Linked DNA regions of Mus musculus: regions 1 and 3 are each linked to region 2. The links are chromatin loops, found by intact Hi-C in ENCODE. Cell type or tissue: left cerebral cortex. All regions are shown on one strand. Each heading gives the region's core, and the rest is flanking DNA. Links, peaks and the distances in the headings are about the cores only.

The links. Hi-C counts contacts between places; a loop is a spot of excess contacts. Peaks named below come from ENCODE experiments on the same cell type or tissue, not always from the same donor. Only the 100,000 strongest peaks of a DNase experiment are listed, where the experiment ranks them.
Region 1: a loop joins it to region 2, with 6 times the contacts of the local background. A loop is called at or near these places in 2 of 42 quality-filtered maps.
Region 3: a loop joins it to region 2, with 2.5 times the contacts of the local background. A loop is called at or near these places in 2 of 42 quality-filtered maps.

The regions. Positions count from the first base shown.
Region 1 is chr12:88,710,599-88,716,208 of GRCm38, forward strand. No RefSeq gene overlaps it. Among named protein-coding and RNA genes, the nearest start is that of Nrxn3, 81 kb to the right of the region's middle. In left cerebral cortex, for the core only: no CTCF peak of the experiment used is centred there; DNase peaks (open chromatin) are centred at 3,025 and 4,066; H3K27ac peaks cover 593 bases.
Region 2 is chr12:88,772,252-88,777,861 of GRCm38, forward strand. It overlaps a transcript of Nrxn3 not described here. Among named protein-coding and RNA genes, the nearest start is that of Nrxn3, 19 kb to the right of the region's middle. In left cerebral cortex, for the core only: no CTCF peak of the experiment used is centred there; DNase peaks (open chromatin) are centred at 2,624 and 3,255; H3K27ac peaks cover 1,257 bases.
Region 3 is chr12:88,957,727-88,963,336 of GRCm38, forward strand. All of the region lies in intron 3 of Nrxn3 (neurexin III), which reads left to right. All of the region lies in intron 2 of Gm40537 (a long non-coding RNA gene), which reads right to left. Among named protein-coding and RNA genes, the nearest start is that of Gm40537, 12 kb to the right of the region's middle. In left cerebral cortex, for the core only: no CTCF peak of the experiment used is centred there; DNase peaks (open chromatin) are centred at 3,302 and 4,043; H3K27ac peaks cover 2,500 bases.

The sequences.
Region 1 (5,610 bases), core at 1,841-4,340, 61 kb before region 2:
TCTCACCATCCTGTGGGTCCCGTCAATCGCAGTCAGATTGTCAGATTTGGTGGCAAACACCTTTACCCACTGACTAATCTCCATGGCCCTGTAGCTGTTTAAAAGATTTCAAAATAAGGCAATATTTTCCAATTTGTCGAAGATCTCCCAGCTGGTAGATGGTAAAGCCAGGATTTGATAGTAGGTGGTCTGCTGCCATAGTCCCTTGCCTTCAGTACTCAACCACCAAAGGCTAAAAAGAGTGTGTATGTGTCCTGAGCCTCAAAAGTGTGTATTGCATGTTTGATTTTCCCATTTTCCTGTCCTCCCTGTAGCAAATGTCTCACTCCATTTTACAGAATGACTTCTAAGAATGAGACTTATTAATGTCATTACTGAAATTTTATATACATTTTATCTGGAACCTTATCAGTGATGTTTGTCCCACTGTGTTGGAAAGCATCCATGTATTATACGCATGCCATCAGACAAAACTCAGAGCAATAGTTTTTCATGGCTCTATTTTGACTATACAGTGTGAAGTGGGTCATTTTCCCATGACATCGCATGGTTTTGTTTCATTTTTCCCACAGTAGCTATCAGCATTAAAAAATGATGTCTCCTGTGTATGTGTGCTATTGGTGTCTGGTGTCTATCATTACCTGTGGATGTAAAGTATATAAGCAGGAGCTCTGTCTTGTGTTTATTGCTTATTTCCCTGTAATTGATATTACAAATAGGGGAATGAAAATTGAACTATATCTTTGTAGACTCTTAGAAGATTAACACTGAAGGGGAGTTAGTTAACAAATAGATTTGTAAGACCAAATATAGAAGGAAGAATCCATTGTGTGGCTTGTGAAAAAGTTGTAGATAGGAAACCACTTCCAGTTAGTAAAGGCTACTGGCTCTCAGAAGCCCAAGCAAGAACACCTTGCTATGTGTGTCTGAGTATTGCATTTCTCATTGTGAGTTTTTCTCTATGATACCTTATGTTGACGTTAGAGATGAAGGAAATGAGGTGGTCATCTGAACCCATGGGCTTGCTATCCATTTTCCTTGACTTCTCTAGGAAGTTAGAAGAACATCCTGCCCCTTTCCCAGAAACCTGATGTATCACACTCACCCGTATCCAACATATTCAATCAATTTTATAGACTTCCCAGTAATTTTCTTATATGCTTTTTTGGCATAATAGTGCCAACTTCCTCATTTACCAGAGACTGTAGATTCATAGGTTAATTCCCAGTTTGGAAGCAGATGCATCAGAGTATTTGGTGGGGGAAGAGGTCGATTCCCTTGTCCCCATAGTTACATGCCAGATTTTTGTATTTTGAGGTTTCCTTGGTCAACAATGTATTTTCACTATCTAAAATGTATTTTTACCATCAGTGTGTGTGAACATTAGTCACTGAACCCTGTCCCTCTTCATCAGCCTTCACGCAGGACTCTAGTTTGCCTGGGAGGCGGATTTTAGAGTAGAACTTCTGTCTCCTAGAGTCTGAATAACCACTACTTCATCCAGGGAGTAGTGGAAAACATGAGTGTAGAAAAGGAAGGATTCTAAAGGGAGTGTAGAAAAGGAAGGTATAAAAGGCACAGTCTGAGAAGCGGTGCACTACGAGTGAGGGAAAGAAAGAAGCAAGGTAATGAAGCTCATATCTATAACACAAGATCCATTCTTGAAGGACCTGAGGCTAAAATCTTTTGGACCATACCTTTAATTATATCGGAGGACAAGGAAGTGAACCTGTCCTGAAGCTTAGGTTTGAATTCCTTCTCTAAACTTCTTTTCCAGCTTCAAAATTTCCTCTTTTTTGTTTTGTTTTGTTTTGTTTTGGTTTGGTTTGGTTTGGTTTGGTTTGGTTGGTTGGTTTTTTGAGGCAGGGTTTCTCTGTATAGCACTGGCTGTCCTGGAACTCACTCTATAGACCAGGCTGGCTTTGAACTAAAAAATCCACCTGCCTCTGCCTCCCAAGTGCTGGGATTAAAGGCATGCACCACCACTGCCTGGCAAGAATTCCTCTTAATATTAAATGAGATGACATGTGTCAAGCATATGGGGCAGAATAGATGCCACTCTTGCGGGAAGTATCATCAGTTTCTTAAGTGCCCAAATTCTTACATTTTTTTAACTTATTGTTTGCAGGTTTTAGGTATTATAAAACTGATTATCTCTACATTTTTATCTCTCTTTTGGTTTGAGATTTATGTATATGTACATGCAGATACCTTCTGAATGCTGACATTAAAGACATATACTACCATGTCTGGCTTCTGCCTTAATTTTTGAGACAAAGTCTCTTATTGAACCTGTAACCTCACTAATTTGGCTCAACTGGCTGGCCACTGAGCTTCAGGGATCTGCCTGTCTCTGACCCTCCTCCCCTACCCCAGCACAGAGATTACAGATGCTGCTATCCTCATATTTCTATATGGGTCCTGAGCAGCTGAACTTAGGCACTCATATGTGCAGTGCAAAAATTTGTCCAACTGAGCCATCTCCCAGTTCCCTGAAGAACAGACTTTTGTAAGAATGGGTGGTTATATGTTTTGCTTGCAGAGATATTATTGAGATGTTGTATCACTCTGCATTTGCCTAATATGTACTATGCTTTACCCTTTGCTGTCTTGTGAGGAAGGACTTCCTGTAAGAGGAGTATGCAATGGGCATAAGGAGTAACATTTTAGAATACAAGTGCCTAGGTTGGTATAGAAAAGGGTCATAATGAGTTTTAGTGATTTCTTCAGCAAACATATATGACTGGGTGGCAAAATAACTCCAACCATAGAGTCTTGAGGAACTTCCTGGTGAGTAAAGGTTTGACTTGGAAGAATATAAGAATCCAGGGGAATGTTGAGCACACAACTATGGAAGCTCTGGTCTGAGGAGGCGAAAATAGAATGAATGAAGATTGTGGGAAGGAAAGAGAAAGGCTCAAGTTGCAAGGAGAGTGGATCAAGGAGTGGGCTTGTAAGCAGAGCAAAGAGCTGGGGGCGGCTGAGTGGTTTCAGGAAAGCAGATGGTGATCCCTGGGAAGGAGGTGCAGATGGCAGTGATGGAGAGGAGGCAGCGTGGGGTGAAGAACAGCCCCAGCTTGGACACTCCAGGAGGAGAGATGCTGGAACACAAAACTCCCCACGCTGGGTGAGCTCTCTGACTCATCTAGCTCCCAGTGTGGCATCTGACAAGGGTACAAGTAGGAAGGCTATGGGAATCTCTGTGTGTTTCTCTGAAGGAACCTGAGGGGTTAGGCATGAACCTCAAACATCCAGGAATTCCTGGGGAAGTAAAAAAAAAAAGAGCACCCAAAGCATTCTATATTCAAAGCCAGGCTTGCACATGGTACTTTTCTTGCTTGTCTGATCTTACAAGACATGCATTTTTAAAAGATGAATGAAGCTTTTCATAATGGATCATACCTCTAACTCTAGTGCTTATGAGGTTAAGACAAGAGAATGACGTGTTCCAGATCAGCCTGAGATGTAGAGTGAGGCTGTATGTCATCCCCTCCCAACAAATAATAAAATTAAACGAAATATAAGAGGAGTAGAGGGATGAGAAGATAGGTCAATTGATAAAGCGATTACCATGCCAGTATAAGTATCCAAGTCTGAGCCTCAACCTGTGTGAAAAAGTCAGGCATGGAGGGCCTTTGACTTGGAAGAATGTAAGAGTTCAGGGGAATGTTGAGCAGCCAAACCATGGATGCTGTGGTCTGAGGAGGTGAAGACCTAGCCCTCAGAGGTGGAGATGGGCTCATTGACCTATCCAGATATATCACTTGGTAAACTCCAGGCTAACAGGTGAACCTGTCTCTGAAACAAAATAGATAGGTTCTGAGAAATGACATCAGAGGTTGATCTCCGGCAGGTTCACCTCTACCCACATTCATGTGCACACCCGTGAACAAATACACACGTACAAATGCCCAGGAGGCTGGAGTAGAAAATATTTTTTAAAAAATCCCTTTAAGCTATAGGACTCTGTAGTTCTGAGACATACTTGAAACTCTAGGTTATCTGAGAGATGTAGGCTTGTACGTCTATTAGTACAAGAGACATCTGTGAACATGAAGAGCAGTGACTCATTTCCTTTGCAGGGTGCTGAATTTGAGGTAGATTTTAGTGCTTCCTGATGCATTGTGGGAAGGATGATTTGGCCCTGATGTAAAGATTTTCTAATACTGAAGCTATTCAGATGGGTTGGTTAGCTTTGTAAGGGAATGAGTTTCATGCTCCAGGAACAGATCAATCCGAGTTTGAAAATATGTTTACAGTTGTTATAAAGAGGATCCCATCTCCATACTTTAAGAAAGATGCTTTCCTGGAGATGTCTTGACCATATGATTAAATGGCAAATAGAAGTGAAACCCAACATGTATTTCTTCCATAAAAATACCTCATGAGCTTTTCTTAGTGCAAATAGGTATCTAGTGAGGGATGGGCTGGAATAATATAAGCTTATAATACACTTGATTAAGAAATATTAAGCAGGTCTCTTTCCTGTAGGGCTCTTTTGAAATGTATTTGTGCAGTTCTCTCTCTCTCTCTCTCTCTCTCTCTCTCTCTCTCTCTCTCTCTCTCTCTCTCTCTCTCTCCCTTCCCTCCCTCCCTCCCTCCCTCCCTCCCTCCCTCCCTCCCTCCCTCCTTCCTTCCTTCCTTCCTTCCTTCCTTCCTTCCTTCCTTCCTTTCTTTCTTTTTGGGTCAACTTTACACAAGTTAGTCATTTGAGAAGAGAAACTTCATCTGAGAAAATGCCTCCAGCATATCGGTTGGTAGGCAAGTCTTTGGAACATTTTCTTGATTAAGAGTTAGTGTGAGTGGGTGGTGCCATGCCTCAGCATGTAGGCCTGGATTCTGTGTGTATCACATATCTATGTAAATGTATATATCCATGCGCGTACATAATCAAGCTGAGCAAGCCATGGAGAATGACATTGCTCCATCATCACTTTCTACCTCTAGGTTCCTACCTTGAGTTCCAATCCTGATTTCCCTCAGGGAAAGACTGTAATCAGGAGTTTTAAGATGAAGCAAACTTTTTCCTCCGTAAGTCACTTTTGGTTAGCATTTTATCATAGTAATAGAAAGTCAACTAGGACATTATTATACATAATATATTTTAATATTAAAATGTATACTATGAATTTCCTAAATATATAGACAAACAGATCCTCTGACAGGAGTCTGGTTTGATAAATAAACTTTGAGAAACACTGCTTTGATCAACAGTTTTAGGTCATGATTTCTGCTGTTGCTATAAACACCATGACTAGAAGCAACTTTGGTAGAAAGGCGCTTATTTCAGGTTACACTTTCAGGTCACACTTGTCCTTGAGGGAAGTCAGAGCATTGAGGTCTGGGTGGAAACTGGAGGCAGAACCATGGCGGGACACTGCTTGCTCCCTTTCTCTCTGGCTCTCTCAACTAGCTTTCTTATATAATTAGAACGCATCTACCTAGGGATGTTTCTGCCAACTATGGGCAAGCTCTCCCATACTAATCATCCACCCATCCACCCACCCATCCACCCACCCATCCATCCACCCATCCATCCACCCATCCATCCACCCATCCATCCACCCATCCATCCACCCATCCATCCATCCATCCGACCATCCAAGAAAT
Region 2 (5,610 bases), core at 1,418-3,917:
ATCATTCTTTCTCTTTTCTGAGTAGTGGATCTCAACTGGGAAAATTTAGGGGATGCTATTGTCACCTAGTAGAGGCCAATGATGTTAAATATTCTTAAATGCACAGGTAACCCTCATAGTAAAGAATTACCTAGAGTACAATATCGATAGCACTTAGGTTGAAAAACCCCATTTTAGAGAGAACTCTCATGATATTGACAAGGGCCTGCAGGAAATGTTTTTCATGCTTTTATATACATTTACAAGCCTACGTAAACAACATATGGCATTATGTTGTTCTGCATGAGTCTTCTTTAAATTTATATAAATAGTATCATCAGATATTCTGTATCTTGCTTTTTCTAAATTTTTGTAACTACCCATGTTGATATATATGCACATATATAATATCCATATTAATTTCTCTAAGCTGATCTGTTTTTCTTGAAAATCTGGCATCTTTAGCAGCTGAGCTGACTCTCTGGCTCTGTTTTTCTTTTTCTAATGTCTTAGCTATAGACCATGACTAAGATAGAAACAGGAGAATCACTTGGCCTAAGAGTAGGAGGCCAGGCTGGGTAGTATAGTGAGACTTCCATCTAAAACAGTGGATTATATGATGACATAAAGGGTTGTTAGTCCACATTCTCCATTAGGCACACTGTGGATTGGAGGGTGTCTTAGTTAGGGTTTTACTGCTGTGAACAGACACCATGACCAAGGCAAGTCTTATAAAAAACAACATTTCATTGGGGCTGGCTTACAGATTCAGAGGTTCAGTCCATTATCATCAAGGTGGGAGCATGGCAGTATCCAGGCAGGCATGGCGCAGGAGAAGCTGAGAGTTCTATGTCTTCATCCAAAGGCTGCTAGTGGAAGACTGACTTCTAGGCAACTAGGGTGAGGATCTTATACCCACACCCACAGTGACACACCCATTCCAACCAGGTCACACCTATTCCAACAAGGCCACACCTTCAGATGGTGCCACTCCCTGGTCCAAGGATATACAAACCATTACAGAGGGGTAATTAAAATTTATTTCCTAGTAATATCTCTTAGTATAGAAATATGAGCCAGATGTGTTATTGGAAAGCAGCCCTATTTGGGACATGCTAATGCTTCTAGGTTGTTTGTCCAATTCCTAAGACGTACAGTGGCTTGTATCACTTCTCTTATCTGCTGTCTTCCTTGGCTTTTCCTATTTTTAATATTCCATCAGTATTTTCCTTTTCCTTTGGGACTAGAACTGACCAAAGCATCAACCTACTGTGGAATTGTGGATTTCTGAAGGAGATTCCTCTCAATTAATGGGTCATGGCTGCCAAATAAACTATTGGCTGTAAGTCCAGCTTCCATGTGTCTGACGGCCTGGTTTCTTCAGAGGCCTTTCTCCTTGGCTTACAAATTCTGGTGTGTCCCCACTGTATGTGCACAGCATGCTCACTTTGTTCTTGGCTATCTACACATTTTCTGCTCCAGTAGAAGGACAGTGTCCAGGCTGGATGAGGCCTGTATTAAAGACCTCATTTTAGTATAATTACCTTCTTAAAGAATATACCAATAAATGAAGTCACACTGGGTACTAGGTGTTTAGATATCAATGTTAAAATCTTATGGGGAATTCATTCAAGGACTCTCAAAGCAATCTCTCTCCCATGTACAGAACAAATATTCCTAGGAGATGGTGAGATCACAGTACACTGTGTATGAAAGCCAATATCAAGAACTTTTTTATGATTAGAGGAGGATTTCAAACCTTACATTAAATCTAAAGACAGTAGAATCAGAAAACTAAGTTTCTTTCTCTAGCTCCTCCATTAGAGACCTTGTGCTGGACAGAAGGAGCTAAAGGAGCTTGCAGCCCCATAGGAATAGCAACAGTATGAACCAACCAGTATCCCCAGAGCTCCAAGGGACTAAACTACCAACCAAAGAGTACACATGGACGGACCCATGGCTCCAACTGCATATGTAGCAGAGGATGGCCTCTTTATACATCAATGGGAGGAGAGGCCCTTGGTCCTGAGAAGGCTTGATGCCCTAGTGTAGGGGAATGCCAGGACAGGGAAGCAGGAGTGGGTGGGTTAGTGAGCAGTGGGTAGGGGATGGGATGGGAGGGATTCAGAGGGGAAACCAGGAAAGGGGATGACATTTGAAATGTAAGTAAAGAAAATATCTAATACAAAATAAAATTCTAGGAGACTAAATTATAGAATTTTAAAAAAGCAAAGAAAACTAAGTTCTGGAGGAAACTAGATAGGATAATTTTTTGGAGACCTCCTGGTCTGGTTTTGAGAAATCTCATCAGATAGCCAGAGGTGATTATATAGTCAATGTTAACATCATTAATGCCAAAACTAATCAGTCATGAGTCTAAATGAAAGACACTTCTGAGGTAGAAGACCTGGACTTGCTCTTGACTTAGTTTCCTGCTGGGCTACCTCAAGTGTTGTAGCCCCAAGGCACCAGTTTCTCCATCTCTACCATAGAGGTAGTAAATGTGCCACTCTATTTCTGCAAGAATAGGATGAGAACAGTGCTGGGTGAATTTTCAAAAATGTTTCTGGAATCTGAATGTGAAGAGATTGGACTCTTTCCTATTTGCCGCAAGGAGCTGCCTTAGAAGTCTGGGAGTGATCTGTTTAAGTGTGGGTTTCAGAAAGTTAATTCTGGCTTGGAGGCTGTACAGAAGGAGAGGTGGCAGTTGGGAAGACATTGGGGGTATGAAGATCCACTATTAGAGAGTTTCGTCTGGATTGAATTAGCAAGGTGAGTGGGTTGGAAGAAGGAAGGGCAGAGGGATATAGAAAATGGGAAAGAGGAAGCAGGAAGAAAGAGAGATGTAGAAGATAGCACTGGGATGTAAAATGATGGATGAGAGAGGAAATAGAGAGAAGGGAGGGGAACATGCTTTGTTGAGCCTGCTGAAAGGAGGAGGACTTAAAGGAGTGACCAATTCAGAGCAATGGTTAAAGGAACATGGGGAAGGGAAATAATGAGTTTGGGTTTGTTCCACTTATAGCTGAGTTTCTTGGGGACCCAGGACTGAGACTACCAGAGAGAGTTGTGAAGGCATCTGCTGACAACCATGAAGAACACTGCTGTTCAGAGGTGGAAAGAGAACAACTGGAATGAGCTTTCAAGGGCACCTAGAGAGGCAGGAGGGCAGCTCAGGGAATTGACAGGAAGAGAGCCAGAGTGGGATGGCTGCAGGAAGGATGTGTTTGGGCAGGGCAGGCATATTGGTACTGGTTTGAGTATTTCAGAAGCCACCGATAACTTTGAGAAGAGCTGTGTGAGTTGGGGACATGTCGGGTTTAGATGCCAGAAGGCAGAGGATAGGGAGAGAAAAGAAATCTCAGAGATTATGAATTTTGATAGAGGGGAAGATTGCAGAGAATATCCTGAAAAGGGGGAAGATTCTTGTTTCTTTTTCAGGTTATTGGCAGGCTGCTGAGCAGTGGGTGAGGTGGAAATGCAATCACTGGAGCCTGGAGAGAGAGAGAGAGAGAGAGAGAGAGAGAGAGAGAGAGAGAGAGAGAGAGAGAGATATCAAATAAATGTTGTTAAGAGGAGGGTCTGGGGAGATGGAAGGGTTTGGAAGAAGAGAGCTGGGGGAGTCAGATATGAAGGGATCATTTCTTTTGTCCTTTTTTTAAGTTGAGAGGGGAAAGGAGTAGGTGTGTGCTAAGAAAATGTATAACTGAAGGGTAGGGAAAAAGTTCAGGGTTTTGTGAAGGTCTTCCCAGAAAAAGAAAGCCCCTGTTGGCATTTGCTGAGTGAGAAAGATGGAAAGGGTTTAGAAGATGTAAAGAAGAGGAGAGAGATTGGGGGAATGTTACAGATTGTTGACTAACTAGGCTAGGAACAGAACACGGTGATAGTTGCATTTATTGACATCATTTGGCTAATGCCTTCTTAAATGGACCCATTGTTCTGGAGCAGGGGAAGCCCAAGGAGCAGGACCAGGGATGAGAGAACCATGGATTCTCTTTGGATAAGAAGTAAAGATGATGAGACAGGAAAAACATGTGATGCTGTGGGCATAAAGGGTGGGGAGTTGTGACTGTTCTTTGGATACAGACAAGGATCACAGGGGCATGGGCCTGTCCTCAGGATACAGAGTGGGTGTCACAGGGACATGGGAAGTGGAAAAATATTTGAAAGAGCTGTTCAGATGATAAATGGCTCTAGGAGAGTTTCAGGTTAAGTAGTTATTGAAGGAGTGAGAGGAAGAAGTAGTTCCTTAGAGCGTAGGTGTCGGGAACCATGATGTCAAAGCAACAAACATGGCCATTGAGTACTATGATAAGAGTTAGTATACAAAACAGAAGTTACAGCAGCCAAATATCTCAGTCAATGTGGAAGAGTGACTTGGGGGAGATGCATTTGTTAGTTATCATGACCTAACTTCAGAAGTCTTGCTAGTGTGCCACAGAAAGCATTGTTTGCCTTACAGATAAGAAGCCTGTCAATCTAGACCAGGATCCACGAGGTAATTCTGTAGATCTAGCTATTATCCGTTGGATGGGGTTTGGTTGGTTAGGTTGGCCATAGTTGGGCTGGATGACTGACACCTCTTGGGACTGGGAGGCTACCCCACCAATGCTGGCAGAAATTCAACAGAGCCGAGAACTCTCTTCAAATATTTTGTCATGTCATTCCTACTAGCCTGAAAGCATTTCTTTGACCAAAGCAAATTATGTGACCAAGCCTAAAGTCGAGGTATGAGCAAGTGTACTACTTCTGCAGATGGGCAAGAGTGATATTTTTAAGTAATACGACCACCAGTTAACCACACATGGTAGGTCAGAGCTGGGAAGAAGAGTTGAGGTGGGACCACACTCGGCACTGTACACTCAAGTGATCTCAGAGTATTCAAATAGTGACAAAAAGAAAAGATGTCTACACTGCTTCCATCCTCAGATGTAACAGACCTGACAGAGTGTTTGGGAAAAAAATCATTTAATTAGGAAAGTTACCAGATTTTCTATGGAGTCTAATATGTACAGCAGAATTCCTGTGGGTCCAGGGAGAAGAGTTGAGAAGAGGTATTAGGAGGCAGTTGGTTATGAGAGGCTCAAAGAGCCTCACATAAATTCTAGCCTCAGACATAAAATGAGAAGAAAAATACTCTCAATTAGTGAGATAGACAGACAGACAGACCAACAGACAGAGATGTGATAGACGGAAGCATACATGCATACGTGTATGAACACATATGAATACAGCTCCTAGAAGAGCTCCAAGTTGACCCAAAGTCAAGACTCTGGAGACCTTACTACTATGGAAGGCATTGTGAAGATCAGCCCCTGCATGGTCTTGAATGGAACCCTGGGTCCTCAGCTCTTCCTACTCATGGAAAATGACAGATGCCTCTTCCCAGGAGATGGTTCCAGGGAGAGGTGGTCACACAGCTCCATACTATACTTGAGATTTCACAATTGCTTTTACTCTGACAGGGTGTTGGGTTCTTTTTTTTCTTTCTTTTCTTTTCTTTCTTTCTTTTCTTTTTTTTTTTTTTTTTTGGCACTACAAATAAGGAAGCGAGAGGGTGGGTGTGGGAAGAAAATTATTTAAATGTAGATACAGTCATAGAAATACATCCATCCTTGGAAAGAGAGACTA
Region 3 (5,610 bases), core at 1,841-4,340, 190 kb after region 2:
TGATCACATTGCCCCTAGTCATGTTTGGGAATAATCCTACTAACATGACTTCTCCTCTTTCTTTTCTGCTTTTTGGTACCATGGGCAGAAAAAAGGTATATCCTTTATGTATCTCAGCAGTCCAGCAAGTTTTGTTAATTGTATATCCAAATCCCCTTTAAACCTATGTCACCTCTTTCATTCTTAGTGTTCCAATGTTGGTGTTCCTGCCTCACTGGGCTTTACATTTTTTTAAATTTTATTTTTGACAATTTCATACATGTTTATGATATATTGTGAACAAATCCACCCCATCACTCCTTTGCATCCCCATTCGTTCCCGAAGGCTTTCTTTATAAATACTAAATACTCTCCTTATTGCTTCTGTGTGCATGCACACACGCATGTGTGTGTGTGTGTATATGTGTGTGTGCATGAGTGTATGTGTATGCATGTGTATGTTTGTCCAGATATACAGATTGCCTTAGATATATTCAAGAAATGGTTGTTGGATGAATAAATGTAGAATAAAATCATGACACAGGTGCATGAACCCTCAACCCTCTGCTGTCTGTGCAATAAACATCAAATTATTATTTCTATGAATAGTTACAGGAAGGAAAGCTGTCCTCTTACTTTCAGCTTACTATGTGTCTGTGGTCTTCTCTCTATCTCACAAAGGGCTTAACGAGTACATGGCAACAAAACTGTTTGCATCCGCATGGAAGACCATGCCTCAGTCTCCCCACATTCTTCCCCTGCTTCTCACAGGGCTCATTTTATTCGCTTGTTTTGGCAGCCTTTGGGAAACCTGATCTAAGCCTGAGCAATGGTAGAAGTGCCTGCTTAACAGCTTGGCAGGGAGGAGAGGCAATTGAATTACCTGCTTACACTTCTGATCTCCCAAGCTTATGTCAGAGCAAGAAGATAATGGAAGAAATTGTTAACACTGCTTGGGACTAGTGAGTCCACACAGTGGAGAGATTTATCACATGAAAATGCTTGCTCTCTCGGAAGCTGAATCTCATTCTCCATCGCAACTGCCTCCTTCCCCTCATTTTTCCTGTAACACATTTCCCTTTACAGTATCTTTACTCAAGGTGCATTTGCTATGGAAACAGAAACATGTAGTCGGCAGGCAGCTCACAGCTCATGGCCAACTTGATGGCAGTCTAGGGACTGCAAAAGCAGCACTAGTCCAGAGGAGCCAATTTTAGGGACTGCTAGACAATTCTATGGCTTTCAAGGCAGGAAGGTGAGGGAGTTCCTGATGGGTTTCTCCACTGCCTGCTGGGGGGCTCAGAAAAATGCTTTGTGTCTCAAAACCTAAAGCAGGTTAAGGTTAAAAATGGAGGTTTCTGGGGGTGGCAGAACTTCTTGGGTTAAGAATTGTTCCTACAATGGCTTCTACCCAATGCATTTACTTATAAACTATTGATAGACACCACCAAAATGGGGATGGTCAAATATCCTCTCCTGCAAAGTTCTAACCAGGGCTTTGATTTCCACAATTAGAGACCTATTCCTAACACTGTAAGATCAAGCGGAACTATATAAATAGTTTTACAGGCCCCCTGTCAAGGGTCACTCATTCATCCAATACATGCTTTTAGGGATGGAGATTGAGGTAGTGTCTACAACTACAAAGGAAGGTAAGTCATATCACTTACTGCTTTGGAGAATGTCCCACGAGAAATGAAAACACAGAAAGTAGCCATGACACATCAGTCCTTTGCTGGTCTTTGTACATGTGACTTGTGACTGAGTCATTGAATTGACACAACAGCTTCATGATACACACCCTCCATTTGTAAGAGAGGACACTGGGACCCCATGCTGTTTAATGTCCTTCCTAAAGCCAAAGAATAAGTAATTCGAAAGGAAAGACATGTGTGACCCAGACTGTGCCCATCATCTCCAAAGTAGCCTTTGGGAATTCATCCTCCTCCTCTTTTTTACTCAGCTGAGTTATTCTCATGAAAAGAACTCAGATTCCTAACATCTTTATACAAAGTTGGCATTCATATGTTTGGTGCCTGAGATGGGAAGAGAGGAGCATGGGGATACAGATGGCATTTAAAATGATACAGGGCTGCTGCATGATATTGTCAGATCTTCTTGGTTTTCTCAGGTGCACAAAGACAGAGAGAAATGATTAGGAGTGTATACTTCATTGTGACTGTGAGACCTGCTATTTATGACACCTTGGAACGTCTACTTTCATTAAATGGCAGGAAACCTAACCAAACTTCCTTAAGTACAAAAGGCATTATAGCAGGTTCCCTCTAGAAGTGGCTTTGGATGTAAAATGTAGGTTGAAGAGAGGTCTTCTACAATGTACTCCTGTCCCACGGTTTCATCTTTCAACCTGGTTCTGCTTCTCTCTCACCTAAAGACTGCAAAATTGATGCTACAGCTCCATGTCTTGCTTGGTGGGTTGAGAGGCTTCCTTTCTCAAGCAACTTTTTAAAGAGTCCTGAATTTGTTCTATTGTTGGTCCTATTAAGTTGCCTGTCTATATCTAGAGCTCTCATTGTACCCAGGGAAATAACCAGTCTAGACCACTGGCTATAACAATGGAGCAAGAATGAAGAAATAGTTGATTCCTGGGGATTTTAAAGATATATTCAGTATATTTTAGAAATAGGTGATAAAATCTTCCACAGAAGACTTGTCGAGTGATGACCAATATTGCAGTTCCTAGAGAAGAGTGGTTCTCAATATTTCTAATGCTCCCTTTCGTAGAGTTCCTCATGTTGTGGTTACTTCCAACCATAAAACTTTTCATTGCTACTTCATAACTGTAATTTTTCTCCTATAATGAATATAATGTAAATATATGATCTATCGGACCCCTGTGAAAATGTCATTCACTCCAAAGGGGTCGTGACCCAAAGGTGCTTTAGTGGTATTTTCTCCCATTCTCTCTATCTTCTTAGCCATCAATATTTTCACTCTGTTCTCAGCAATATACTAATGGGGCTCAAGGCTTAAAGAAATGGAAATAATAAATAGAACAAAAGACCTCCAAAGTATAAACTAGCTTTTTTGTTTTATGTATAATTATTTAAATAGCTATTTATGAAACTTATTTGTAAGTAGATTTATTCACCTCCTGATACATAAATCATAGCAACTACGCAAACTAACAAGATAGCCTGTGTGGTTTGGGTACTTATATACAAACTGGCTCTTGCAATGGCCCTTAAGTTCCTTTATTTCTTAGCAGGAGTTCCTATTCCAAGCAGAGGGACTAAGCACATCTCTGATCCTACAGATGGTGCTGGTTGAGTGTCAGCATATGGGGAGTTATGTGGGTGGAGAAGCTGGTGTCAGGAGGGCTGTGTTGGAACATTGGACTCAAATCAAAGGCAAAGTCTTAAGGCTTCAGTTGATGAAGGAAAATCTCCTTGGCTGAAAGATGTAGAACTTGAGCTGTGATGATGAAGAGACTTACTGTCTTGAAGTGGCTCAAACTCTACTGGACATCATCCTGAGGGACAGTCAAGGCACCAGCAGCAGGAAAGTCAGGGTGTTTCCTACTGATTTTTCCCTTTACTCATATAAAAGGCATCTTGGTAGAGAAAGCTTATATTTCTTAGTTGGGTGGCCTGGGGTAATTTGCATTCACTTGTGTGCTGATAAATACGGATCACAGAAATATCTGTGAGATAATGTGATATGAAGCCAGTACCAGCTTCTCACAGGAAACAGCGTATTAAAGATTAGTTTCAATGTTTTTTTTTTCTCTCAGTCTATAAGTGCTGGTCTAGATTCTCAACTATAAATTTCCTATGTATTCAACACTTGTCTTCAGAACACAGCATGTTTAATAGTGCATGACTTGCTATTCATGTATCTTTTAAACATTATTTGATCATTTGCACCTGATGATAGAAAAGTAAAGGTCTTCAGATACATCTCCACCTTTCCTTGATGGAGTTCTAAGCCTGGGTGAGAGACACTTTTGTCGGACTCTCTGCTCTGCCCCCAACTAACACTCATTTGGATAAGGAGATTAAATATCTTATCTCAGTGTCTTGATCTGGAAATGACGATATAATACCTTCCTACAAAGTTATTTTGAGAACTTGAGATGACTCAGTACAAAAACTGGCTCTGCTATCATAGATACATGGTTATGGCACAGTCTTCGGGGTTTAAAAATTAAAATATCACTCACATGCATGGTTATCCCTGGATGGCTGTGGCCCAGAGAACCTTACCTGCTGATATAAATTCACATAAAATAAAAGTCAGACAAGTGGTGCCCCCATGGCTCCCTTAAGTGTGAGGCTGAGGGAGATGCCAGCTTTTCCTTTGGGGTAAAGGGTTACTTCTTTGACATCCTTGCTGAAGGGAATCATTGCATTGGATGGGAGGTTGAATTTCATGGGCTCATTTGTTCTTTACTAATTCTGAGATTCTGTGTATTCGTAATCCCTCTTCCTATTGAGAAAAAACGTATTTATAAGTCCTTTATAATTGGCCTTTAACCAACTGACTATTTTCTTTATTATTCAATATAAAATACTAATGTATCAGGACACTTGCCACATTTAAGCAGAAAATACATATAACATGTGAAAACATATTAGGTTTAGACATTCACTCATGTTGCTTACTCATATTTACTTCTTATTAGAAAAATAATAGGACAATTCTCGTTGACTTTCTTGACATTAGATGGAGCCAATATGACCAAATATGGCCAATGAGTTTAACTGAATATGATGTCTGTAATCACTGATCTTGGAACGTGCTGCTGATGTGAATTATGGCAAAGCCACCATACACTCATTACAGTTGCTCAGTGTGGGTTCTGAGGTGTTGGGGCAATATATGATTGTATTTGGTATAAAGAAGACATAATTTTGATGCACTGAAGCACTTAGATTTTGAAGGTGTTTTCTTAATGTTCTACAATTTGACCTACAGTGATGATATTCGGTGTTTAGTCCTCCAAGATAATAGCTAATGTTGACTGGGTGTTTTCAATGAAGTAGATAAGTATTTGTTCACATTTAGGAATAGTTCTCTTTTTTGGTTGGTTCCTTGTGTGGTTCAGGTATCAGAGTAATTGTGGCTTCATAGAACAAGTTAGGTAGTATTCCTTCTGTTTCAATTTTATGGAATAGCTTGAGGAAAATTGGTATCAGGTCTTCTTTGAAGGTCTGGTAGAATTCTGCACTATATCCATCTGGCCCTGGACTTTTTTGGGGGGTTGGGAGGTTTTTAATGACTTCTTCTATTTCCTTTTGTGATATGGGCCTGTTTAGATAGTCTTTAGACTATGTGTTTGGTTGTTGGTGAAGCTTCATTTATTTTTATTGTTGTGTATGTATGAGTGCCTATATGTAAATATATACATGAACCATGTGTGTCATGTGTGTGTCTGGCGCCCAAGAAAGGCATCAGCTCCCTTGGAACTGCTGTTGGAGGCAGTTGTGAGCTGCCTAATGTCAGTGCTTGGAACTGAACCTTGACTCTCTACAACAGCAGTGAGTTCACTCTGTATATGTTATTCTTAACGGCATACTTATACAGAAAACCACAGTCACCGTTTTTAAGCAAATTGCCTAAGGTCTCTGAGCCAGTGAGTAAAGGAGAGGAGATAGAGACTCCCATCAT